Linked DNA regions of Homo sapiens: region 1 is linked to region 2. Evidence: chromatin loops called from intact Hi-C (ENCODE). Cell type or tissue: B cell. All regions are shown on one strand. Links, peaks and the distances in the headings refer to the core of each region. The heading gives the core; the rest is flanking DNA. Region 1 has its middle 9.0 kb from the start of MAP3K7CL. Region 2 overlaps MAP3K7CL (MAP3K7 C-terminal like).

Region 1 (2,921 bases), core at 125-2,624, 49 kb after region 2:
GCCATTGCACTTCAGCCTGGGCAACAAGAGCAAAACTCCATTTCAAAAAAAAAAAAAAAAAAAAAAAAGATCATTTCTTCTCCAGTATTGACTTCATTTTGAAAATAGCATTACTTAAGTATAAGCATAAAACTATATATAATCTTTTTATAAAACTCTTACAAAATCAAATGTACAAAGTTCTTATCAACCAATTTTATAATTTAAATTCAAATAAAGTAACAAATTTAAAATACAATTGATACAGACAGGAGGCAGGAAAATACTGGGTAGAAGAGGGCAGTCCCCAGTGAGGACCCCACCCTCAAACCTGGACCCATGGCCCAAAGTAAGAACATGCATTCCTCATTTCCCACCCGAATGTTGCCTTTTCCAAAATCACCCTGGCCTGCCCTGACCCCCATCCTGTACCCAGAAAAACCCCAGCCGCCACTGGCAGCAGAGCGGCAGAGAAGTAGAGAAAAGCAGCAGCAGCTAGACGTTGGTGAGAAGCAGCTTAACTTAAGAGGGACGGCTTGACGGCAGGGCCTCGAAGAAGAGTTTGGCAGTGGATGGCCAAACTCCAGGGGAAGACCACGTTCCCGCTCCATCCCCTTTCCAGCTCTCCATTCCACTAAAAGCCAGTTTCATTGGCAATAAAATCGCCCACAATTTACCATCTTCAATTCGTTCGTGCAACCTGATTCTTCCTGGACACTGAATGAGAGCTCAGGATACAGAGGGCTGTCACATTGAGCTGTTAAACACTTAAGCCATCCGTGAACAGCAAAGCTAAAAAACTGCAGTGTAATACATGCCCTCAGGGCTCCAGGGGTCACGGGTACCCCCCCAGATGCTGTCACAGGGCCGCACAAAGTTCTGCTCCCGCTGACACCCAGAAGCACTCATCCTGGCCCCCGCACCCACTTACCTGCATGTTCCCCATCCCGTAAGGGATTGAGTGCTGCGGGCTCAGTAAACAAGCCACCCCTTTCACAAATCCTGCAAAGGGTCAAGGAAGATTTCCTGTTTTACAACTTAACTACATAAATTTAACATGAGGGAGCACTTTCCAGAAACCAAACAGGTGCACAAACATGAACATGGGACACATTCTGTAGTGTACACTTGGTTTGAGTTCCTCCTCCCCATGCTGATGACTGAGTACTTGCAGGACTTTCCCTCTGTGGCCTGCTTTGCAACTCAAATTTGACTAGTGCCTGTGACATCCTTGGTCTTCATGCAGCAAGAACACATTGTGAGGAAAGTGCTGAGTGCCTGGTGTTCATAAATGTTGGTCTCTCTCTTTTTTCCCCAACCACAGCTACATTTATCCATGAATACAAGCCTCTTAAAATCAGAAGGCCTACGAGATGTAGCCTAAGTACCCTTCAGACATTTCTCAAATAAGCTTCAATGTTAAGGTCATATCTTTACTGAAATTATAAAGGAAACTCATTGAAGTATTTCTAAAAATCCCAAACACTGAACTGCTTGGCTCATTAAAGATCTGGCTCACTACCTTTCTGGTTTATGTCTTTACTTGGACATCCTCCTACTGCAAGAAAGGACCAAATGCCAACCAAACCTCCCATGTGAATGAGAAAAAAGAAAAAAGAAGTTTAGCTCTGAATGAGCCTATATTCTTTCAGTTGCAGGAGTCAAGAACTAACTTAACATTAGCTTGAATACCAACAGGTAATTATTGGTTCACAAAAGTAGGAAATCCAGGGACCTTTTTGTTTAGACATTGATTTACCAAAGGCACAACTGATACCGTTAGGGAACTAACTTACTCCACTTCATGGTCAGCTTTCTTTATTTTAGCTTCATTTTCAGATGGAGTTTTCCCATGAGTTGGCCACCAGCTGCCTACATTTATGTCCTACCAGCTTTACAAACCCATGAAGGGAAGACCTTTTCCCTCAGAATTCCCAGGTAAGACAGTCATTGCCCAAACTTGAGTGCCATTTCCTTCACTGTAGATAATGGGTAGAGTACTTGAACAGATGAAGCCTGCAATACGGTTTCATGAATGAAGTTGGGTAAGAAAGGCATTATTTCTCATATATACACTATATATATATATCTGACTCTGTTGCCCAGGCTGAAGTACAGTGGCACAATCATAGCTCACTGATGCCTCAACCTCCGAGGCTCAAGTGATGCTCCCACCTCAGACTCCCAAGTAGCCGGAACTACAGGTATATGTCACCATGCCTAGCTAATTTTTGTATTTTTTGTAGAAGTGGGGTTTCACCATGTTGCCCAGGCTGGTCTCGAACTCCTGGGCTAAAGCAATCCACCCACCTTGGCCTCCCAAAGTGCTGGGATTATAGGCATGAGCCACCATGCCCAGCCTATTCCTCAAATTGATGAAAGAAAAGGAAGGAAGGAAGAAGGAAGGAAGGAAGGAAAAGAAAGAGAGAAGGAGAGAAAGGAAAGAAAGAAACAGAAAGAAAGAAAGAAAGAAAAAGAAAGAAAGAAAAGAGACTCAAACATTCTATGTTAATACCTTCATGAGTAGAATATGTCGAAATCCCATGAAATATTCTGGTTTTAAGGTGATGAGAAATGAATTATGTGGGGCAAATACTATGTCCCAGACACTCAGCTAGGCCCTTTTCATACCCATGATGTAATTTAATGCACAAAACGCCCCTTTAAGACAGCTACTGTAAATTCCTGCTTTATAGAGGAACTAACTGAGACTTACAAAGTTTCAATGATTTGCCCAAAGTTCCAGAGCTCATAAAGTGTAAGAGCTAATTTGTTTGCCAAAATTAAATCTCTTCATTGACACACCAAAATCCTGTTTATGGTATATGGCTCAAATTGCCTTTGTAGGAGATACCTTTTCATTGGTGCCAAAGATACAAATATACAAAGATACAAATACACAAATATACAAAGACACAAAGATACCAATAGATTGCAGGACT
Region 2 (2,921 bases), core at 220-2,719:
CGGATGCTAAACCTGGGGGGTGAAAGTCTGATAAGGAACAAAATATTTACATAACCTCAGTGTCTCCTACAAATTACTTAATTGAAAAGGGAAATGTGTGATGAAAACTGGAAGGCCACTTTCACCAAATGACCAAAGTTGACACTGCTAGTCATGAGATAAATAGACATCACATGCACTGTGAAACACACATCATTTCTGTGGTATTCCTGCCAAAAATGTACACTCTATATCTAATCATACAGACCAAATCAAATTCAGGGAAATTCTACAAAATTGTTAACCTGTATCTTTAAAAATGTTAAGAACTCCTCCGTATTTAAAGAAACCAAAAAAAAAAAAAAAAAAAAGAAAATGACAACACAGGCAATGTGCTATTCTGAACTGAAAAAAAAATAGTTTTGAAGAACATTATTGGGAAATTGATGCAATTTGAATATGGACTGTGAATTAAATAATAATAATATATCAATGCTAAATTTCTTGATTTTAATTATTATACCATGGTTAAATGAGAGAATGTTATTGTTTTAGACTATACTTACTGAAGTGTTTAGGGCAATGTGGAGCATGATGACACACATATATGCATACGTATACATACATGTATTTACACACATATATACATACACATATGTATATATGTATATGTGTGTGTATGAGAGAAAGAAAACCCCAGTACTGTCGTGGGAGGAAGAATAAGGCACAACTGGGGAAAGTTTAGTAACTGGTGAATCCAGTAAAGGATATATGGGAGTGTTGTTTTTTTTTTTTTTTTTTTTTTTGAGATGGAGTCTCACTCTGTCACCCAGACTGGAGTGCGGTGGCGTGATGTCGGCTCACTTCAACCTCTGCCTCCTGGGATCAAGCGATTCTCCTGCCTCAGCCTCGCGAGTAGCTGGGACTACAGGTGTGTGCGCCACACTTGGCTAATTTTTGTATTTTTAGTAGAGATGGGGTTTCACCATGTTGACTAAGCTGGTCCTGACCTCAGGTGATCCTCCCGCCTCAGCCTCCCAAAGTGCTGGGATTACAGGCGTGAACCACCACGCCCGGTTGGGAGTTCTCTATACTACTTTTGCAATTTTTCTCTAAGTTTGAAACTATCAAAATGCAGTTATCCTGAAAAAAAGACAAGGAGTAAATAAGGATAAAAGTTCTAGTATTTTCTTCCTGCACCCAATGGCCTGCCTTGGATACCCACTTTGGTGTCCACTGAGCAAAACCAGATGTTAGAAAGTGTCCAAAACTGGAAGATAAGGTACATCACTGATACGCATATAAACAAAGTTCCTTTGGGCTGTTACTGATTTTTGGATCTTCCATGCTGTTTAGAATAGAATAGGCTCACAATAAATACTTACTGAATAAATAATTGAAGAAAAAGGTAGCTCAGAGATACAGTAATTTATGTTTTAAAAATGAGGAAATAGAAACTGAAAGTGCTCCATTTAAAGGAAAAAGTCACACAGCTAATAAGAGTGAGCCAGAAATCAAGCCTATCTTCTGATTAAATGTTTAGAGTTTTGTGTCCCTAAGCATAGCTTAGGTAGTAAATGTCAATAATTAAATATTAATTAGTAAAATTCCTCATGTAATTATTTTTAAACATTAATGAGTAAAGCCTATATAAATTAAAAAAAAAAAAAAAAGAGGCAGGCACAGAGGCTCACACCTGTAATTCCAGCACTTTGAGAGGCCGAGGCGGGCAGATCACTTGAGGTCAGGAGTTTGAGACCAGCCTGGCCAACATGGTGAAACCCTGTATCTACCGAAAATACAAAAATTAGCGAGGCATGGTGGTGTGTGCCTGTAATCCCAGCTACTCGGGAGGCTGAGGCAGGAGAATCGCTGGAACCTGGGAGGTGGAGCTGCAGTGAGCCGAGATCACATCACTGCACTCCTGCCTGGGCGACAGAGTGAGACTCCATTCCAAAAAAAAAGAAAAAAAAAAGAGAAAGAGAGAGAGACATGCTTTAAATCCCCTATGCATCAAACAGATCATCTATTCCTGTTCTATTTTTCTCTTCAAATTACTTGTGTCATATAAATGATTTAGGTGGACTTTACTTTCAAATCACAGTCTGGGAGGTGGTGGTAATGGGGATAACAATGGCTATTTCCCTGGCTCCATATCTAACCTCATGTAAAACTCCTGAAGCTATCTGTCATTAATTTTGATTGTCAGAGATAAAAAATCACAAAATCATAGATTTTTACAATTTGAAAGAATAGTCTAAATTATCTAGTCTGATCTTGCATTGGAGAAAGTCAATAATAATTTCTTCTTTACTGGAACCCAGAAGACTCAGCGGATATGTTTCTAAATTAGTGTCATGTATTTGATAAGTAATTATACAGACATCCAATGAAAACTGTCAAAATGTCTATTGTTTCCTGTCCAGGACCTATTTATATAGACATATTTATGCTCATCCATTAGCAATTCATAATTAAACCTTGGCACATCAAGCTACAAAAACAATCTTATAAATAGATGATCTGAAGAACAAATCAATATGTATTATAGGCTAGAATGTGGTTCTGCCTTTGATTTATTGGTTCTATTTGTATCGTTTCCTTCAGTGTAATGTAATATGGGGGTAGAAGACCACAGTTAGAGAGATCTTATTTCTGCAGTCATGAATCTGTAACATAGCTTTCCACATGACGCCATTCAATAGCCTAAAAGGTCATAACTTTGGAGTCCACCATAGCTCATCTGTTGCCTCCATCCTAAGCCACATGCCTGGAAAGGTTTTTAGTTACTAAACAAATAGGGGAAGGGAAAGTCCAAGTCAATTGGTTAAGAAAACTTTCAAACTTTATGGAAATTAATTCCAAAATTAAGGAGATTCTTTACATTGCAGGAGTTTGAGACATGGATCCATCACTGGAATAAATATTTCTCTGTGCTGAGG

What was found. A loop is a pair of places that touch in the nucleus more often than their neighbours do. Peaks named below come from ENCODE experiments on the same cell type or tissue, not always from the same donor. Only the 100,000 strongest peaks of a DNase experiment are listed, where the experiment ranks them.
Region 1: it touches region 2 in a loop (1.9-fold over the local background); 3 of 110 quality-filtered maps call a loop at or near these places.

The regions. Positions count from the first base shown.
Region 1 is chr21:29,120,203-29,123,123 of GRCh38, reverse strand. It overlaps a transcript of MAP3K7CL not described here. Among named protein-coding and RNA genes, the nearest start is that of MAP3K7CL, 9.0 kb to the left of the region's middle. RefSeq lists enhancers at 430-499, 910-1,089, 1,240-1,289. In B cell, for the core only: no CTCF peak of the experiment used is centred there; a DNase peak (open chromatin) is centred at 1,163; H3K4me3 peaks cover 854 bases; H3K27ac peaks cover 1,679 bases.
Region 2 is chr21:29,169,671-29,172,591 of GRCh38, reverse strand. The region is part of intron 4 of MAP3K7CL (MAP3K7 C-terminal like); the gene reads right to left. Among named protein-coding and RNA genes, the nearest start is that of LINC00189, 22 kb to the left of the region's middle. In B cell, for the core only: no CTCF peak of the experiment used is centred there; a DNase peak (open chromatin) is centred at 1,341; H3K27ac peaks cover 555 bases.